Regions from separate parts of the Homo sapiens genome. Here region 2 is linked to region 1. The links are chromatin loops, found by intact Hi-C in ENCODE. Cell type or tissue: PC-9. All regions are shown on one strand. Links, peaks and the distances in the headings refer to the core of each region. The heading gives the core; the rest is flanking DNA.

Region 1 (11,183 bases), core at 4,206-9,205:
TTAAACAGAGTTTTTTTAAGAAGGAAGAAATGGACCCCAGACCAAAACACAGAACTACAAGGACCGAAGAGCAATGGGGAAAAAAATGGAAAAAGATATGCTATACAGACCAAACTTCTAACCAAAGAAGAAAAGTAATTTCAAATTACAGTTATATGTAACAAATTAACTTCCTTAACCTGATAAGAATTATTTACAAATCAGCTACTCTAAGCATCATACTTAATGCTAAATATTGAGAGATTTTTTCTTTGAATTCAGAAATAAGGCAAATATAGTAAACAGTAATATGTTGTGTACTTAAAAATTGCTAAGAGAGAAGATCTTAAATGTTCACACCACAAAAGAAAAATGATAACAAGTTAAGGCAATGTATATATTAATCTTTATTGTTTTAATCGCTTCACAGCATATACATATGTCAATACATATAAATTTTATTTGTTAATTACAACTCAGTAAAACTGGAAAAAAGTAATGAAAATATTTTAAAATAAAAGATATTTAGTATTGTCACATATTTAGTATTATATATAGGATAATGTAAAAGTAAGAAATAAGATTATCACTATTAACAGAATATCTGGTTGTGATTATAAAAACATCCAAAAGGATCTACCACAAACTAGTATGCTAAATGTCATAAGGCATTTAGCAATATCATCAGACATGGGGTCAATACACAAGAACAACTACATTTCTGTATCTTAGAAAGAAACGAAAACCTAAAGTCAAGTATTATTCAGAATAGCATCACACACCACTGTGTTGATAAGGATGTAGAACAACTCAAATTTTCGTAAAATGCTGGTGTAAACTTCAATTAATAACCATGTTAGAAAACTTTGGTAATATCCATTCAATTAATGGATATTACTGTTTGATAATATCCATTCAATTAATGGATATTACTGTTTGATAATATCCATTCAATTAATAGCCATGTTAGAAAACTGTTTGGTATTATCTGCCAACCATGAACATGCACAGTTCTACTACTAGGTACATATCCAACAGAAATACATATACATGTTCACACAAAAAGACACAAACAATAATATTCTTAGCAACACTATTCACAATGGCCCCACACTGCTAAAAGTCTACGTGTTCAAACAATATATAATTGACTTCTTAAATGGTGGTATAATTATTCAATGAAATACTAAACAGAAATGAAAGAAAAACAAACTACAACTGTACACATTAACATGGATAACTCTACCAGCTATAATTTTGAGTGAAAGAAGTCAAACGCAGAAGTGGACACATTCTATGATCTCACTTATATAAAGACGAATTATTCTATAGTCTTAGAAGTCAGAAAAATGGTTATCTTTAACATTGAAGAACTGATTGGAAGGGACACGAATAAGGAATACAGGAGTATTGGAAATATTTTACTTAATTGATATGGGTGCTGGTTGGCTGAATAGATTTATTTAGTAAAAGTTCAAAGAGCTATAATATATACTTATTTGTGCACTTTGCTATATATTACAACTCAATTCAAATTTTGACTCTAAAAAGTAGAGAGCTAGATGCCAAGGGCTAGGTACACTGTGATTCTCTTTCTTCAAAGTCCACAAACAAACAAAATGAATCTATAGTGAAAGAAGTCAGAATGGTGTTGATTTTATGGGGATCATTAACTGGAAGATGGAAGAAAGGGGCTTCGGGTGCTGGAAATAATTTAAGTTGACCTTGGTAGTTACATGAGTGTATACATTTGTAAAAAGTCATTGCATTGTAAAGTCAAGATTGTGCACTTTACTGTTTCAACTTGCAATTCAATACAAGAAGTTGAGTTACGGTGGGGAATAAACCTAGCCAATCCATGTATCTTACTAAAGGCATGGCTTCCTGCCTGGCACATTCCTCAGGCTCAAGAGATAAGCTTCTGGTTTCTTTTTTCTTTTTCTTTCTTTCTTTCTTTCTTTCTTTCTTTCTTTCTTTCTTTCTTTCTTTCTTTCTTTCTTTCTTTCTTTCTTTCTTTCTTTTTCACTGACTAGGACTCAAAGATGACGAGGGAAAAAGAGAAATTGGTTCTTTTTACAGGTAAAAAGTCAGAGAAATTTTGTTAACTACCAGTCAATAAATACAGTGACTAAATAAACATGGAAACTATACTAAAATTTATAGAGTAATACTAAAATGATAAAAAGCCCTCAATGAGTTTACAATCTAGTTGGAGAAACACAACACACTGAAATATATAAAACATTTACAAAACAACGTAAGAGTAACTAACTGAATACAGTGCCATGAAACTAGCTTTCTCTGAGGTTCACCCAACTCTAACTGGGATGTTCAGTCATAGGAGAGCTTACATGTCCCATACTTCTCCCAATTTCATTTCTACTAGTAATTTTACCTTTTCTGAGAAACAGAAAGGTACCTGTAATCAACATGTTAAAATCCCAGTGCATTTTTATTTTTAAGAATGATTTCTCAATCACATGATTGAAAATGCCTTCTCTTTCAGAGTAAAAAAAAAAAATCTATAAAGACTGAGTTATAACTATCATTAAACCCTTAAAGCAAAGCTAAATCATTAAGCTAGGAAGAAGCTGGGTTTTATTGCCCATAAAAAGCTAAGGAAAGGAGAGAAGGAGCCAAGTAACCGAGTCACTTCTCTTAAAATGAACGAGCATTTAGGAGAAGTGGAAACGTGGGATAATAAGAGTGAGACAGGACCAAGAGTGTTGCGTGGATAAAGCTCCTTATGCGTAGTGCACCCACATACCCTGGCTGCGCGCCACAGCCCTGGTTACCTCCTGAATTCCCAAAGTCTTCTCACTTTAAGCATTTGTCCCTGATGTTTTTGGCTGTATTGCAATAAGCTAAATGAGTTTGGTAGAACTCCACTTTGAACTTGCAACTTCCAGCTGGGTGCGGTGGCTCACCCTGGCATCCTAGCACTTTGAGAGACTGAGGCGGGCTGATCGCTTGAGGTCAGGAGTTTGAGACCAGCCTGGCCAACATGGTGAAACCCCTTAACTAAAAATACAAAAATTAGCCGGGCATGGTGGCACACGCCTGTAATTCCAACTACTCGAGGGGCTGAGGTGGGAGAATCGCTTGAACCCAGGAGGCGGAGGTTGCAGTGAGCCAAGATTGCGCCATTGCACTCCAGCCTGGGTGACAGAGCGAGACTCTTTCTCAAAAAAAAAAAAAAAAAAGAAAGAAAGAAAGAAAAAGAACTTGTAACTTCTACCAGGGTCTTGTCTAGCAGCATACATGAGAGATGTGTGCAGTAAAAAAAGATGCTCACTTGAACACGTGGTGAAACCTAAAAGACAACCAAAGATAAACCCATCTGTCCTTTCCCTACCCCACCCAGAAACTAACACTTCTCACTCAGTGGTGATCGCTGGTGCAATAAGGCTGGCTCAGACAATATAAACTGGAGAAGGGTGGTGGTGGGAGAAGTATTGCATGTTGCTGTCTCTGCCAGCTATTGGGTGAGCCAGCCTGTGGAATGCTGGTAACTCCTAGGCTGTCAGTTGGTGGGATCAGGGGACAACATGGGAAATTATAGCTTAACTGAACACCAAAGTGTGGGAAATAGAGGCTGAGCAGTCCTGCCATAGAATGTCTAGAATAGTCTGATTGCTCTTCTAGGGTAGTTTGCATTATGGTATAATCTAACAACGATTTTATTGTTTGGTTTTCTTTTTTATTTGATATTGAATCCTTTAAACAGTAATGAGCTCAAAAAGGTGCATATTTAATGAATCAACCTGAATCACCATTTCTTAAGAAAGTTCATGATGAACATTTAACTTGCTCAAAATGTTTTTCAATACTGAACATCCTCTTTTGGATCTATAGGAATAACATGGACCTCATAACAACTACGAGACTCAAATCTCTAAAAATATGTCAACATCTACTTTCAGAGTTTGTATTTATTTAAGAAGAACCTGCCTTAAAATGATGACTTAATACATGCATTTGAAAAAGCTGGAATATATTTCTGTGAAGCATGCCTTTTCATTCAAATCAAATGATAGCACCTTTTAAGTTAATTTCATGAATTGATTTTCAATACCAGGTTTTCTTTGCATGTAAAAAATAGTGAATTTATAGATGCTAATGTGTTGGCTCCATTAACAGAACTTTGCAACAGCAAAATGAAGCCTGTTGTATATCACTTCTAATGGAAAATCGATAAAGTTAATTCCAATAATATTAAATTATTTTCATCAAAGTTGTGGAATCAAAGAGAAAGTGTTAGAAACTGATTCAGTCAGTCAAAGACAAAACATCCAGTGCTATTGTCAATGTTACTGAAAATTTGGTTTAAAAATTCAACTTTGGAAACAAAGTTTTGTGTGTGATTTACTTTTTTACAGTGATAATATGAATATGATTTTGATGGAGCATAATGCCATGGTAAAAATGATATTCCAATTAAATGATGAAATCTTTGGAGCAGAAATGTATTTGTAATTAATTGCATTATGCAAACAAATCTTAACTGTATTCAAATGATCTACAGTATTCTACTAATAGGAATAGGAGTTACAGTTGTCAAAATATACAGATATTTTCCTATATATACAAAAAAGCAATTGGCCAAATATTTTATGGATATAATATGCTGAATTTTCTAATACTTACTTTTTAAATCAATAATAATTTGGATTTTTAAAATGTTTGAACCCTGGAAGGATTTCTATATAAGTCAACCTAAGTATCTTACAATGATATTGAGCATTTTCTAATAAGTATCTACATTTTGGCTACATTTTGTTCAAAATTAGTCATGAACCTTTAATCAAACTATTCAATGAGTGGTACAAGGAAAAATGTCAGCTTGCAGAGCTTTTAGAGAGAATCGCGATTTATTAAAACCAAGCTTATAAACAGGTAGTCATTGGGATTTATCCCAATAAAATTTGAAACCAAATAAATTAAACAAGAACTCAAAGAGTGTTCAAAATGAAATATTGAAGAAGATTAAATAACTATGCTCTGGAATATCTCAAGCAGTAGGCAGAATCATGTGATGGAGATACTTTTAACTTAACAGATTTATTTCCTGAACCACACAATTGAATGAAATTCAGAAGGCCTCTGTCCTATGACATCTAATTTTGACAAAATTTGTTTTAAAATCACAACTAGAGAAATTATTTAATGAGTTTTGTCTTGTAAAAATATTTGCTGAAGAAAGGTCACCTGTCTAGAATCAAAATGAGCATACATATGAAAATGTTTGGGTAGAAATATTTACACATTTTATTATGAAATATTACAATTCAGGATAACCTTCATTTAGCAGAATTTGCTCTGTACTCACCAGGTACTTCAGCAACTGTGGATGAAGTACTTTTTTCAATTGAAAATTGAGTCAGTTAAAGGTATCAGTATATAGCATTTATTAAAAGAGTCAACTGAATGTATTAACTAATCACAATTATTATCTATAAGATGAAACTTGAAAGTTTCAATTTTTATCAATAGAAACAAACTATATTGAAAAAATATATTCTTTAGAAAATACAAGTGATAGAATAAATAGGAATAGCTAAAGGTATCAATTTATAAGTAGACAAAGCTAAAAGCTGATTTAAGTACATTAATATGTATCAGGAAAAATTATTCTGCTTATGCTATTTTTAATGTTCAGCTAATTAGTGCGTAGAGTGAAAAAATTGTTTTTTCAATCTACACAGAGATCTGTTATCTTACTTTCCAAAAGAATTTTTATGTTGGAAAATAATTTTCAAATAGACCATGTTATTCATTGGGCAATATAATAAAAATAATTGCGTTCATAAATGTCAAAAATTATATAATTACAGCTGAGTGTGGTGGTGCACACCTGTGGTCCCAGTTTCTTGGGAAGCTGAGGCAGGAGGATCTCCTGAGTCCAAGAGATCTGGGCTGTAGTACAGTATGCCAATCAGGTGTTTGCCCTAAGTTTGGCATTAATATGGTGTCCTCCCAGGAGCGGACCAAATTGCCCAAGAAGGGATGAATCAGCCAAGGTCGGAAATGGAGCAGGTCAAAACTCCTGTGTTGATCAGTAGTGGGATCACTCCTGTGATTAGCCACTAAACTCTAGCCTGGGCAATATAGCAAGACCCCCATGTCTTATAAAAAATAGTAATAATAATTTCAATTATTTTTAGCACACTCTTTCCTTCTCAAAAGTGTCCCAATTTGAACTACAAATTATGTGGTCACTCCAGTCATGACCAAAAATAATAAAAGGAAAAGCAAATTGGTTGTGGGTGAAAGGTAAATAAAGTGACATTTTGAGAGCATCTGCATTAAGTATTGTATTTTTGCTGTAATTTTGTGACCGAAGAAATTGAAGCTAAATCGCTAATTGGTTTACCCCAAGAATATCTAACCACCAGGGGAGATGATAATGTAAGCCTATCTTATTCCTAAGCTTTCTCTATACCCTTATTTTCCCCTTACAGACTATGTACATAGAATTTTTTATTCATTCACGACCCACCTTTATTCTGAGCTGCTATAGAGAATCCCTAACCATCATTAATGAATAAATTCCTGTTACACATCACTGCATAGAGTTTCCTACGTGAGAAGCATTTTAACAGTAAATCAGTATCTTTAGTTAAGAGCTTCTGGTTTTTGATTGGGGGCTCATATTTAGAACACTCTTATATATAAGAGACCAACAGATTAAAATATAATTTTTATACAGAAATGAAGACCATTACTTGCCACAAAGCTACAATGCACCTAATTTGATTGAATTATAAAAGCTAGCATTCTAAGCAAGATTTAGGAGTTTGAAGGGACAAAAGGAGGTAGCTGACCAGAGAATCCATAAGAACAATAAGGACTAACATACATCAAACGTTACTCTATGCTCTACTCACCACAAACATTATTTCATTTTGCCCTCACCACAATATAGAGAGATAGGAACCATTATTAATCCCATTTCACTGAAGATGAAAAAACTGAGGCCTAAATAGTTGAGTAGCCAGGAGATAACACTACTGTAATAGGAGAGCTTAGATTCCAATTCTTGTAGCCCTTCTGAAGAACTCAGATCTTAATTACTACTAAAATGCAACAAAACAGATGGGTCACAGCAGATCTGGCTTCTAAGGAGAATACTTTTTTATTCGCTCTAAGTAGTTACATTTTATTATATTTTGTTACGCTTACATAAAAGGAAATTTATAAAACAAAACATCTTGAGTTTATACACATGAAGCTCTTCAGTCAACTAGATTTCCACCATGTTGTTTCCGAACAGTGCTCTTCCCCAGTCTCACTGCATCACTCTGCCCCCATCTGGTGGTGGCATACATACACTCCAGAAAAGAAGAAACATTTTAAACCACATTTAGTGATAAATTTATGAAATATCTGTCTTCTTCATCATTAACTAGAACACCAAAGACTTCCCACAGTGTAAAGTACCATTATTTGACAAAAAGATTTTAAGAAACAAAGTCCATTAAAATAAGTAAATGTAGTCTATTTCATGTTAGTGAAACCAAGTTTATCAATTTAAATTTTGCTACATGCAAATAAAACATTATTTTTAAAAATAGGGAGAGGGACTAAGATGGCCAGTTAGAAGCAGCTGTGGTCCACGACACTCATGGGGAGGAACGAAATGGGACAGTGACTATGACACCTTCAACTGAAATATCCAGGTTCTTATGCCAGGACTGATTAGGGAAACAACTCCACCCACAGAGAATGAAGAAAAGCAGGGTGGGATGACAGACCACCTAGGAATAACACAGCACCAAGGGAACCCCTACCCCCAGCCAAGGGAATTGGTGAGTTATTGTGCAACCCCAGGAAACCACACTTTTCCTACAGGTCTTTGTAACCCATAGATCAGGAGATCCCCTTGTGAACCCATGCCACCAGGGGCTTGGTTCCAACATACAGAACTGTGTGGAGTCTTGGCAGAGTAGCTGCTCAGGCAAACACAGAGATCCAGGAGCTTTGTATACTCCAGCCCCAGGATCCCTGGGGATCCAGGTCTGGAACTCAGGCAAGGTGGGAGGTCCACATATACCTTTTGCAAGGGGGTGGAATCCAGGGAGTTGAGCAGTGTCATTCTCCAGGCCCCACTTCTACGGCACCTCACAAGATAAGACCCACTGGCTTGGAATTCCAGCCAGACACAGGCAACAGAATAGAGGCTGCCTGAGACTGGATAGAGACCCTAAGGGGAGGGTTGGGTGCCATCTCTGCTGTTTGGTTTACTCAGCCATTCCAGCCTGTGGGCTTTGGAGAGTCCAGGTGGTTCTGACAAGGAAGGGTCCCCCCAGCAGCACAGCACAGTAGCTTTGTAAGATCATGGCCAGACTGCTTCTTTAAGTGGGGCCCTGATCCATTCTCCTTCACTGAGTGGGACCTCCCAGCCAGGCCCTCCAGCCCCACCTACCCACACAGACTGTGGACTGAGCTCTGATCTCTCCCTGGGATGGAGTGCCTTGGAGAGGGGAGGGCTGCCACCTGGGTTAGTTGGACGACTCAGCCGTTTCAACTTGTGGGCCTTGGAGAGTCCAAGTCAAGAGGGGCAGAAGCAGTTCCCCACCAAGACATAGCTCTTTTGTCAAGGCATGGCCAGACTGCTTCTTTAAGTGTGACCCCAATCCACTCCTCTTCATGGGACAGGTCCTCCCAGCTGGAGCCTCCCAGCCAGGGCCTCCAGCCACTCTCAGCAGGCTTCTCAGTGGAAACCCTATAAGCTAGAAGAGATCGGGGGCCAATATTCAACATTTTTAAAGAAAAAAATTTCTAACACCAAATTTCATATTTCATTTCCTCATTATTTCCTTGTCTGAAAGGATCTTATTTCTCTTTCACTTATGAAGTTTAATTTGAAATAAGATCCTTTGCAGGTAAGCAAATGCTGAGGAAATTTTTTACCACCTGACCTGCCTTACAAGAGGTCCTGAAGGAAGCACTAAATATGGAAAGCAAAAACTGTTACCAACCACTAGAAAAACACACTGAAGCACACAAACCAGTGACACTATGAAGCAACCATGTAAACAAGTCTGCAAAATAACCAGCTACCATCATGATGACAGAATCAAATCCACACATAACAATACTAACCTTAAATATAAATGGGCTAACTGCCCCCAATTAAAAGACACAGAATGGCAAGCTGGATAAAGAACCAAGACCCATCAGTATGCCGTCTTCAAGAGATCCGTCTCACATGCAAAGACACACATAGGCTCAAAATAAAGGGATGGAAGAAAATTTACAAAGCAAATGGAAAACAGAAAAAAGCAAGGGTTGCAATCCTAGTTTCTAACAAAACAGACTTTAAGCCAACAAACATCAAAAAAGACAAAAAAGTGAGTTACATAAAGGACATAAAGGTAGAGTTCAATTCAACAACAAAAAAGCGAACTATCCTAAATATATATGCACCCAATACAGGAGCACCCAGATTCATAAAGCAAGCTCTTAGAGACCTTCAAATAGACTTAGACTTGCACACAATAATAGTGGGAGGCTTTAACACCTCACTGACAATATTAGACAGATCATAGAGAGAGAAAATTATCAAAGATATTAAGTACCTGAACTGAACTCTGGATCAAGTGGACCTGATAGATATCTACAGAATTCTCTACCCAAATTCAACAGAATATACATTATTCTCATTGCCATATGGCACTTACTCTAAAATTGATCACATAATCGAAAGTAAAACATTCCCCAGCAAATGCAAAAGAACTGAAATCATAACAAACAGTCTCTCAGACTACAGCACAATCAAATTCAAAATCCAGACTGAGAAATTCACCCAAAACCACACAACTATGTGGAAATTGAATAATGTGCTCCTGAATGACTCTTGGGTAAATAATGAAATTAAGGCAGAAATCAAGAAGTTCTTTGAAACTAATGAGAACAAAGATACGATATACCAGAATCTCTGGGACCCAACTAAAGCAGTGTTAACAGCGAAATTTATAGCACTAAATGTTCACATCAAAAACCTACAAAAATCTCATGTTAACAACCTAACATCACAACAAAAAGAACTAGAGAACCAAGAGCAAACAAACCACAAAGCTAGAAGAAGATGAGAAATAACCAAGATCAGAGCCAAACTGAAGGAAATGGAGACACCAAAAAAACACTTCAAAAAATCAGTGAATCCAGAAGCTGGATTTTGAAAAAATTAATAAAATAGATAGACATCTAGCTAGACTAATAAAGAAGAAAAGAGATAAGATTCAAATAAACACAATCAGAAATGATAATAGGGATGTCACCACTGACCCCTCAGAAATACAAACAACCATCAGCAAATACTATAAACACCTCTATGCAAATAAACTAGAAAATCTAGAATAAAGGACAAATTTCTGGACACATGCACCTTCCCAAGACTGAACCAGAAGAAACTGAATCCCTGAATAGACCAATAATGGGTTCTGAAACTGAGGCAGTGAAAATAGCCTACCAAAAAAAAAAACCCAGGATGAGATGGATTCACAGCTAAATTCAACCAGAGGTACAAAAAAGAGCTAGTACCATTTCTACTGAAACTATTCCAAAAAACTAGAAAAGGAAGGACTCCTCTCTAACTTACTCTATGAGGCCAACATCATCCTGATACCAAAACCTGGCAGAGATACAACAAAAAAGGAAAGCTTTAGGCCAATTCCTTGATGAATATTGATGCAAAAATCCTCAACAAAATACTGGTAAACCAAATCCAGCAGCACATCAAAAAGCTTATTCACCATGATCAAGTAACCTTTATCCCCAGGATGCAAGACTGATTCAACATCTTCAAATTAATAAATGTAACTTATCACATAAAGAGAACCAAAGACAAAAAACACATGATTATCTCAATAGATGCAGAAAATTCTTTGAAGAATTTCAACATCCTTCCATTTTAAAAACTCTCAATAAACTATGTATTGAAGGAACATACCTCAAAATATTAAAAGGCATATAGGACAAACCCATGGCCAATATCATACTGAAAGGGCAAAAGCTAGAAGTATTCCCCATGAAAACTGGGACAAGATAAGGATGTCGTCTCTCACCACTCCTATTCAGCATAGTATTGGAAGTTCTGGCCAGGGCAATCAGGTAAGAAAAAGAAATAAAGAGTATTCAAACAGAAAAAGAGAAAGTCAAATTGTCTCTGTTTGCAGATGACGTAATTCTATATCTAGAAA
Region 2 (11,183 bases), core at 2,710-7,709, 270 kb after region 1:
CATTGCCCCTTCTCACTGGACTTTTACAAACTTTTCCACACTTTATTGCCCTAGTATGTGGTGTTTCATCTAATTTTTTTTTAAACAGTCTTTCTCTTTCACCCTGGCTGGAGTGGAGGGCCACATCTTTTCCTCTATCTACTCTGCCTTGGAAACTTGAGCTCATTTCTCAATTTCCAGCTCAAAGTTCCTCCTGCCTCTTGGCAATATTCTCTGATCCCAAAGAGGAAGCTCGTTGTTCAATATTTTATGTGCCTATAGCAATGCGCTCATAGCTGTGTTATAGTACTTAGATATTAAATTGAAAGAAAGGAAATTGATTAAAAGAAAGAACAAATAAATGAGAAAATATAAGAAAAAATAGGAAGACAGAAATACCACAAAAAGTGAAGTGCAGATAAAGAATTTAATATAACCCAGTAATAACCAATAATTAAGAGCCGGGACAAAATGTCTTATATGTGTGTGTATTTTTCTAGAAAGAGAATCTACAGCCTGTCAGATTCTCAAAGGGGTCTGAGAAATAAAGTTTTTAGAAAAATACTTGTTGTACACAAAATGAAAAAGAGTTAACATAAAACATTTTAAAAGAGAGTGAAATACTTTCATGTATTTCTGTTGAGCCTTGTTATTCAATCACATTTGTGTACTGACAAAGATTAGGAAGAGTGAATATAAATAAAAAGCAGTTTTTAACTCCAGGGAGAATAATAGTAGAATTACCCAGTGAGTTCTGGCATCAAATCAGACAGAGCCATATAAAATATTCAAAATCTAATAAGATATAATTTAGGTATATTTAAGTGTCGTATGGTCCTAGCAGAAAGAAAGATTTCAAAGGTTCAAAAGTGCATAAAGTTTCAATTCTTAGTATTCTATAAAATTCAAAGATTTAAACATATAAAAGGAAAGACATGTACATATGGTAAGAGCTTATCAGCCTAGTAGAGAGATGGACTTCTCCCAGTTGACGGAAAAATAAAATAAAATGTATAACTTACATTCAAGGAAGTGGACTTCCCTCTCCTAAAGTCAAAGAATCATTCACATTACAACATAAATAAAGTTAATACGTTCTATCAAGGTCACAAACAAGAATCCAGTCTCCTGGCCTAAATCTCTGCTGCTAATAATATAAATTGTAACAAAATAGAGGTCAAGTGCCCAAAGTCCTTCCATTTGTTTTCATGAATATACATCTACAGGTTCAAGGGTACGGGGTTCATCTCAAGGTGAAGTCAATTCTTTTTTGGCTGTTTCTTCCAATACTCAGGAAATACATTGCTACGACTGTCCTTCTGCAGCATGAATGTAGACTGCCAGGTCAACAGCAAATTTCACATCAACATATCCAGTCCAGCAGCAGAATGGGTCCACATGGAGGAAGTCTGAAGAAAGAGGTGTCTTACATCCAAATGGACCAGGTCCTGTGAAACTCTCCTGGCAACCTTGAAACCTCTTTTGTAAAGATTATGACAGTGAGAGAAGTCTAACAGGGCTGACTCCATTTTGCTTCTAGCCTCACAGGCTGACTGTCTTTGCTTATTCCTGGGCGTAGGCCAAGCTAACCATGGGAGGAATTTAGTTTATAGTTTAACTTGGAAGCAAGGATGAGAACAGTTCCTCCCTAAAACTAATTCTCCCCTTGCTCAGTGCAAAAACCTGGTGAAAGGCCATGAGATTAGGATTATGGGAGGAGCCTGAACTCCACTAAAATGTAGATATAGTTTCTATAACCTCCTACCGCTCAGGAGTCATGTGGCCAGAGGTTACAAGATTTGTGCCTTCTCCAATTGTTCCTATAGATAACATTACTATTATAGAACCTGAGATTGGTCTTTTGAGATGCTTTTCAGACCTTTGCATTCTGGAAACTCAGTAATCCCACCTAGACTCATGGCTCATGACTCAACTGATCTTCTGCACCCCCTAAACCTACCCAGAGGCATACTCAGCACACGGACCATTTTCCACACCCTATGACTGCATCCCCAACCAATCATGTGGACCCATTCCCTAGTCCCCTGCCTTGAAAAAGCCTAACCTCCAAGCCTTTGGGAAGACTGATTTGAGTAATAATAACTCCATCTTCCATGTGTTTAGCCTAGCATTAATTAAACTCTTTCTTTACTGCAATACCGTGGTCTCAGTGAATTGGTTTTGTCTGTGCAGCAGGCACAAAGAGGGTGTCAAGTGATTACACCTTTGTGGATAGAGTCTCTCTTCTGAGTCAGCCACGTACTATGAACCAGAGACCCATGGACCACAAAACTTACCTACATAAAAAGTGCCATCAAAGATGGGCATCTGCAAAGATGAGTATCTGCAAATGACAGATACCACTTAATCTAAAAAAGAATCCCTACGTTTCCCTCCCTGTGGCAGCTTTAGCCTAGAATATAAAAATGTATGCCCCTGAGGATCTGATTCACCAAAATTAAATCTCAAAAAACCACATTAAAACACAGGATAGGAAACTTCAGAGCTGCTGGTGTGCTCTGAAAAACTCTGGGCTGATGGAACTAGCTGCAAATCAAGACAGTCTTGACCTTGCTCCAGTGGTAGTTTGCTGCTGCTCACCGGGAAGGGCTCCTTCCCTGCCCCTCACTTTGACCACCTCCCTCAAGTTCCCCTTACAATAACAGTGAAGAATTACAAGCTTAGAAACTTACCATTTTAGCCAAATGAAATATGGATATGAATGTGTGATTTGTACATACACAGAAGGGAGGATAAAGAGGAAAGTAGGGCTCCAGAGTCACAAGAACTTTATGTCATGTATTCCTAAAACTTTAAAATGCTGAAAATATTGTGACTTTTCTTTTAAAATGTATATCTGAATCATTTTTTCAAAAATGTACTGCATTTACTGTGACTACCTTTGCTTTCAAAATGCATGTTTGAGTCCCTTTTTAAAGTTTACTATGATTCTCTTGAAAAAAAAGTGTGTGTGTGAGTGTGTGTGCGTGTGTGTGTACATATATATAGGGACTAGGGAATGGGTCCTTGGGTCCTGCTAATTGGTTGTGACTGCAATCAGGGGTGTGGAAAATGGCCCTTGTGTACTGAGTCCATCTCTGGGTGGGGGACCACAGACATAGCTAGATAGCTAGATACATAGATAGATAGATCTATAAAATAAATATTTAAAATAAAAATACATAAAGACTGAGCCCAAAATAAGATGGCCTTGGCCTCAGGGTTTTCAAATATTTGTGGCCATTTCAGAACCTTTTAGCAAGAGTCCATTTGCATTTCTGGGGTATAACCACACAGGAGCCTGAAACACCATTCTGAGCCCTAGCAGCTGAGCCACTCCTGGTGTTCTTTTCCACCTAATATTCACCCAGATGGGCTCCTGCCTCCAGGTCAGATCATCGTATAGATCTTTGCTACTCAAAATGTGGTGCCCAGACCAGAAGCAACAGCAGCACTTGTGACCTTGAAAGAAATGCAGAATCTCAGCCAGGCATGGTGGCTCATGCCTGTAATACCAGCACTTTGGGAGGCCGAGGTGGGTGGATCACTTGAGGTCTGGAGTTCAAGACCAGCTGACCAACATGGTGAAACCCCATCTGTACTAAAAAGACAAAAAATTAGCCTGGCATGGTGGTGCATGCCTGTAATCCCAGCTACTTGGGAGGCTGAGGTAAGAGAATCACTTGAACCAGGGAGGCAGAGGTTGCAATGAGCTGAGATCATGCCATTGCAATCCAGCCTGGGAAAAATGAGCAAAACTCCATCTCAAAAAGAAAAAAAGAAAAGAAAGAAAAGAAATGTAGACTCTCAGGCCCCAGCCCAGAACTACTAAATCAGAATCCATATCTGTCTAAGATTTCCAAGTGAGTTCTACGCACATGAACATTTTAGAAGTCCTGGTGTAGAATACATTGTCTCTCCTACTATGGGTACCTAGAGAAAAAGGAAGAGAGGCATTCACATTGCTACCTCACAGATGGAGGAAGAAAGGACGGAGCTGTTTGCCCTGACATTTTCTTGCTTGGGACAAGTAGGAACTAGATTTGGACAATGATGATTCTGTCACTCCCTCAGGTGCACTGGGCATTTGCAGGCTTGAGTGATTTTTATAAATGTAATTAAATCTCACCCTACTTCTATTTTGACTACTAGCTAACATTTTTTGACCATTTACTATATGTCACAAACCACTTTAAATTTATAATAAGTACTGTCTCATAGAATTCTTTTAATGATCCCATGAGTAGCTTCCGTTACTACCTTCATTTTGCAGAGGAGGAAACTAAGGCACAGAGCCATTAATTAGCTTGCTGAAGATTACATGATAGTAATCCACAATTCCCTCTAGGCATATTGACTCCAGAGCTCCAGCTCTCATCCTCCACACCAATCCCATTGTTCTTGCAGGATACAAAGGTGGGTCACATGGTCACGAGCAGAACCTCTATGCATATCTGCATTCAGATGATCAAGCTGTAGAATGGCTAGCCGAAAAACACAATGCTGAAAGTTCAGGGTTGCAGAAAGTCAGAGGCACACATCAGCTTCAAAGAGAAGGCTGTCAATGGAGACGGGAAGTGGGGAAGGAGTGGGTAGCCTTCTCTCTGCCACACAGAAATGGCTCCAAGGCTATGATGCAAGGTGGCCCCAGCTCTGTGAAAAGGCACTTTCACCTTTAAAGCACTTTGCTGAGAGGGAAAATCAATGCTGATGTCCTCCTTGAATAAAGCACTCAGGTCTACTGGGGAGTCCAAAAATAAAAGCATGACGTTAAGTATTTCTCTACCTGTAGCTACTCCTCACCCTTAAGAGGAGGGGCAAGGTGGAGCTGTTAAGGGAGCAGGTAGAGGGAGAGGCAGGTGGGGGACCGTGGTTGAAGCACTAGAAAAGGGCATCTGGGAAGACTCGCAAATGGGAGTGGGGGAAGGGACAGGCTTCCAGAGGAAGTGGTTTTGGTTGAGGCTGGCTGAGAGCAACAATGAGGCTAGGAACACCGAGGACACCGTGGGAAGGTGAGTGACCCAGAACTCATCACATGTGCTTCTCAAAATCAGAAGACATCTACTGACAGTGACATCTTTTAAATTGGAGCCCTGATAGCATAAACAAGGCTTCAAAAGTCTTTAAAAAGTCTTTATTTTGGTCAGAATAAAACCTGATCCCTTTGCGGGCCATCTTGTCCTGGCTTCAAGACTTTTTCATCCTCCTAGACTTCAAAGCACAGATGTCAGGTTTCCAAGCCAGCAAGTCTACCTTCAATATTAGAAGGAAATGCAAGAGCAAAAAGAGATGAATGACACAATCCAGTAGGTTGCAAATGGAAATGTTTGTGTGAGGCACTAGAGTTGCATCAGCTCTGCCAGGTCATGTGTGAAAAGCAAAGTGATTACACCCAGAGCAAGAGGCTGAAGTGCCCTCCACTGGCCAAACAGATTCCCCAGTAGCCTCAGTGTCACCGCAGAAATGGCTTGAAAGGACAAGAGTTTTTGGAAGTTGCTCCATCTTAAATCCTGGGGTTCAAAGATGTCGATGATGCAACCAATGGAAGAAACTAGCTGATAGTGTTGCTTCCTTTAATCCAAGCTTTTAATTTTATTTAATATGGGAAATTCTCTTTAATCTTACAACAAAGAGATTTACTTTAAGTCTTTAATATCTGAACCACAGAAGCAGAAATAGAAACATGCTATACTCAAGAAATTATCACAGATTTATCTTTTGTCTTAATGTTGTTTCATTTTGTTTGTTTTCATTCTCCATCTTTTTCCAGGCAATTTTTATTGGTAATCTGGTTAGCAAAAGACTAAAGTGACCTAGTTCTGCAGATGAAGCTGAAAGCAGATTCTATTTCTCCAGCGGGGTTTACCTCAATCTGTGAACACAGGCTTAGCAGAAATGAGTGAAAAACAGACAGGGGCTCTCTGGTGCCTCAAGACAGCTTCAGGCACACATGGAAGAAGGGGAGGGTCTTTGGGCAAGAGAAAAAATGGGCACCTCCCTCACCCTTCCAGGCAGAGTCCAGCACAATCTTTGGAGGGCTAGAGGTCGGTTTGAGGTTGTCGCAGAAGCCTTTGAACATTGCAGAAGCCACTTGAGGTATTCCCCCAAGGATGGCAACATCTCACAGGGACCAGCTTCACTGTTCAGGAAGGAACAGCAGCGGCTTCTTACAGGGACACATGCATGTGCAGTGTCTGGAGAGTGGCTCTGCTGGGCCAGGCTGTCCCACAGAGACAGCCAGCAGGATGTTCCTTTTATTTATTTTTTCCAGCTTTATTGAGGTATAACTAACTGACAAAACTCTATCAGTTTAAGATGTACAATATTAGGATTTGATATATGTATATATTGTGAAAAAATGATGACCACAATCAATTTTGTTCATACATCCATCACCTCACCTACTTACCAGTGTGTGTGTGTGTGTGTGTGTGTGTGTGTGTGTGTGTGTGTGTGTGTGTGTGTGGTGTTGAGAAGGAATGAAATCAATAGCTCAAAGAGATAGCTGCACTCCGTTATTCATTGGAGCACTGTTCACAATAACCAAGGTATAACCACCATAAGTGTCCATTGACATGAATACATAAATTGTGAAATACATGTATATGTGTGTTTGTGTGTGTGTATATATATATAATTGTATATTATTTAGCCAAAAAGAAGCAAATCTTGCCATTTGCGACAACTTGGATGAACCTGGAAGACATGATGCCAAGTGAAATAACTCAGACAGGGAAAGACAAAGACGGTATGATCTTGCTTCTATGTGGAATCTAAAAAAGTCAAACTCATAGAAATAGAGTGGAAGAGTGGCCGCCAGAGGCTGGGGATGGGGGAAATGGGGAGAGGTTAGTCAAAGGCTGCTCCTTCTAAAGAGTGAACTGAATGCAGACAAGCTGGCTAAGCAGTTACTGGTTAACCTGTCTGGGCACAAATAACTACAAACTTCTCAAATCAAATCACTGAAAAACAATCACACTATTTTATTACTAACTTGTGCACTATGACAAAATGATATCATCTTGTTTTCAATTTAAGGCCTATAAAATCTTTAGTGATTTGTGGGAGAATTTGGTACACAAGGGAGAAAGCCTAATTAGAAAGACCCAGACACAAGGAGGGTAGAAGATGGTTCCCAGGAGCCGTTATCTATGCAAAACCTTAGGGGTAAAAATTTAGACTTTCTTGATGCCGTGAGACCTGCCTTCCTGTGCAGTTTTTCCATTAACTGCAGTGAGACCTTTGTCTAGTCACTTACTCTCCCAGGAGCCCCATCTCCTTGTTTGTTCAACATTCAACGAGCACATTTTGAGCCCTAAATGCTTTCTGGGTACAATAAACCGAGATGGTTTCTAACCTTTCTAAGTATAAAAGAACATATCTTAATACCAGAAAATTTCCAAAGCACTTCTACATGAATGTCATCATACTTTTCCTTTTGCTTCATTTTTTAAAAAGCTATCTAAATGGCAGAAAACAATGGAGTCAATGATACATCTAGTACTTTTATATTTATTAATCAGAAGAGCATCTATGCAGACCACAAAAGTGGCAATAAATACATTTGCAAGACGTAGTATTCATGTAGTCTCAATGCCGGTGCACCGACATATCCACTGGCTCCTCACAAAAATTTAAAGGTCCCAGGAGCACAAGGTCCCATCTTTGCTCAAAATAGAAAGTACTAGTCTAGGTGTCTAGGTGTTCAACACCAGGGCACTGGACACTGAGATGTGGACATTATCGTCTCCCAGGTAAACAACTTCCCATAACTCTAAGGTGCCATTGGACTCAAAGGGTCATATGGCTGGAAACAGTTCTGGCTTTACTTTAACCACCAAAGACTCACTGCCTGAGACAGTCTCAACATTCTCAAACTCCCTTGGAATTCTCAAACCGTTATAGTCAGCAGATTTGGTGTTATTTATATTTTTATCTGTAATTTTCCTCTTCCCCCACTGCCTCATGCTCATGAGACAATGCTATCAGTAGGGAGTATCTGAAATCACTCCAAATAAGAAGAATAAGCTACTGATACATGTGTGAATCTCATAGACATAATGTTCAATGAAACAAATTAAAGACAGAAGAGTACACACGGTATGATTCCATTTATATGAAGTCCAAAAGTAAACAAAACTAACCTATGATGGTGGAGGTCAGACTCGAGGCTTCGTTGTGGGGTACTGGCTGAGATGGTCATGCAGGAGCATTTCTGGAAGCTGGAAATTCTCTAACCTTGGTTTAACTGGCAGCTACATAGGTGTACATATAAGTAAAAATTCATCACATATATATTTAAGAAGTGTGCACTTTAAGGCAAGTAAGTCATACTTCAATTTTTACATTCAAGGGGAAAGGCAATGGGAATTAAACCAGGCAAATGGTTAAAAGGAACAGGTGGGTTCAGAAATAGAAGCAAGGAATCTGGAAGCAAATCCTGGATGACTTCAGCATGTAAGGATGAGTGGGGGTTGTGAGGTGCCCAGCAAAGGAGACTGGGAAAAAGAACTCAGAGAAGGGGGAGGAAATGGTATAGGGAGGGACAAGGAGACAGGAGTAGTTCTCAATGACTTGCAGATGTGAAAATAAAATCTAGGCTGTGGGGACTCCAAACTATTTTGAGTTTTAAAGAAATATGACTATAGTGCCTGAGTCATGTGAGAGGCATCTGTAACCTGGGCAGGTGTAACTGTTGTTTCTCTCATTATAGATTAGACTTCTTCCTTACCTGCATTGTTTTTTTAAATGTTGTAAATGACTAAAGGGAGGCAGGGAAGACCCCATCCCTCTTCACAGTTGATCTTCATTATAGATTAACTTCCCTCTTACCTTTCTCATGCAAAGACTTGATGGTTATCACATTTTCTAAAGATGGAATGTTGAATACATTCTTTTAAATTGGAAAGAAAATGAAAACAAGCCCTGTGGAAAAGAAAACAAACTGTAATGAATTAAATTGTTGTAAATCACCAACAAGCCCTGTATAGAAAATGCTATAATCCTATCAAGCTTCTTTGTTTTCTGCCAATATAAGCAGGAAGGTAACTTTTAATTTTGGAGGACTGAACCCATTTTTCTGGAGTTTGTGTCTTCTAAGTGGTTATTCCCAGCTTTTCACTTGAACAAACTCTTGAATACTGGATTCTGATCCTTTTGATTATTTCATGTTGACATAGATAAAGAAGGATGGAGACAGGGTGATAGAAGGGAAAGACCTTCCGGTCTCATTAGTGAAAATAACATACATGAAAAAGCCATATCTTTTCACAAGTTTCAGAAGTATCTGGGTAACTTTAACACTTGCTGGAGAAGCATCATGTCTCCATTCAAGGAAACTTGAGTATCACGTCCAGGTACCACTGTCAGAATCCAGAGCAATCTGGGGACCCTCTGGAACGATGTTCCGAGCCCTTCAGAAATACCCACCCAATGGCCTGCTTCTGCCTGGAGAGGGAACATTCACCATCTTTAGCTGGACAACAGAGTGACCTTCAGGGGCACCAAGCCAAATGCAGAGAAGAAAGGAACGGAATGAAGCAGAGGCAATACTGGGCAACACCTGCCGTTAAGTGGAACAACCTGGGCTGTTAAACACACATTCACTTGTAGGGAAAAATTAGAATCAGGTTGGTTTAGGCTTAATAGTGTATTTATACTGTGCTGGAGAAGAGTTTTGAAAGCAGGGGGCTTCTGCAATGCATCTGACATGGCTTGTATGGAAATACCATTTTCTTCTCTTAATTTCTATAGCACTTTGGTGAAGATATTTCTTAAGAAATCTGCTACATTTTTTCTTGTACTGTGCTTATTTTATAGACTTTTATTTTCCTCCACATTAGACTGTAAACACTATGAAGACAGAAAGCAGGTCTTTTGGCCAGGCACAGTGGCTCACACCTGTAATCCCAGCACTTTGGGAGGCCAAGGTAGGTGGATCACCTGAGGTCAGGAGTTCAAGACCAGCCTGGACAACATGGCAAAACCCTGTCTCTACAAAAAATACAAAAATTAGCTGGGCACTGTGGCACATGTCTGTGGTCCCAGCTATTCAGGTGGCTAAGGTTGGAGGATCGTGTGAGCCCAGGAGGTCCAGGCTGCAGTGAGCCGTGATTGCACCACTGCACTCCAGCCTAAGTGACAGAGCAAGACCTTGTCTCAAAAAAAAAAAAATGTTCTTTTCATCTTGTGTGCCCCCAACTCCCCCATGGCTACTCACAGTTGGAGGAATGTAGCAGGTGTGCCCGGCGCCTGGGCCCTGGTGCCTGAGCCACTCCTCTGCTGTGACGAGGCCTGAAGGGTGAGGTTCACCCTGCAGGCAGCCAGTTGTACCCAAATGCATTGTCTTTGAGCCAGAGGCATTGCTGCTTCTCTGAAAAGGGTAAAAATAAAGTGTTTAAAATTCAAGAAGAATTTCAGAGAAATAGGGACTAGGTAAAGACAGCCCTGTGGCAGTAAATAGCAGACAGTGAAGGATGAAGACAAAGTTTCAGAAGGAGGAAGACAAGGTCGCCTTGCCCTCTGGTCTCATTAGTGGAAATAACACCTACAGGAAAGTAACATCTTTGAAGATATCTGAAAGTTTCCTGGGTGATCATGAAATTGCAGGTGGCAGTATGAGGTTTTCAAAATACACAGAGCATGCCCTCTGAGAGAAACTCAATTGGCAATTAGGACATTGCAGGATCATAGAGCTTTTCTTCCCTTCTTTAGCTATGAGTCACAAGCTGCCAATTAAGAAATCAGTGACCTGTCAGGAGCTTGATATTACCTAATGGGCTAAAGCCCTCGATGGTGATGTCTAATAACATTGGTGCGTTCAGGATTTAATCTTTAACTTGATTTCCTGGGGTGATTAGATGATGAAAAATAAGACGGGTTATTTTATTCTTCAATAGATCCTTTATATGGGGATCTGGGTGATGCAGTAAAGCAGAAGGAAGAATTGTATCCTCTTGCATTCTTCCTCCTCCCCCTCCCCAGCAACAGACATGTTAAGGTCAGCAGTCTTGAAGTACAGACAGTTGTTCTTGGTAAGATGTGCAGGAATCCACAGTGATCAGAATGCGTGTGGACCCCATTGTTTTTACTGTGCAACAAATGTGTCAAAAGCTCATACAGGACAGCAAAGCAAAGACATTTTTAAGAACATGAATTCGGAGTCAAACAGACCTTGTTTGACTCCTAGATCTGCCCCTTACCAG

Evidence for each region. Hi-C counts contacts between places; a loop is a spot of excess contacts. Peaks named below come from ENCODE experiments on the same cell type or tissue, not always from the same donor. Only the 100,000 strongest peaks of a DNase experiment are listed, where the experiment ranks them.
Region 2: it touches region 1 in a loop (8-fold over the local background); 6 of 110 quality-filtered maps call a loop at or near these places.

The regions. Positions count from the first base shown.
Region 1 is chr2:223,243,424-223,254,606 of GRCh38, reverse strand. It overlaps the pseudogene RN7SL807P. Among named protein-coding and RNA genes, the nearest start is that of KCNE4, 200 kb to the right of the region's middle. In PC-9, for the core only: a CTCF peak has its summit at 7,280 (motif pointing left); no DNase peak of the experiment used is centred there.
Region 2 is chr2:222,976,381-222,987,563 of GRCh38, reverse strand. No RefSeq gene overlaps it. Among named protein-coding and RNA genes, the nearest start is that of ACSL3-AS1, 62 kb to the right of the region's middle. In PC-9, for the core only: a CTCF peak has its summit at 5,403 (motif pointing left); a DNase peak (open chromatin) is centred at 5,323; H3K27ac peaks cover 1,278 bases.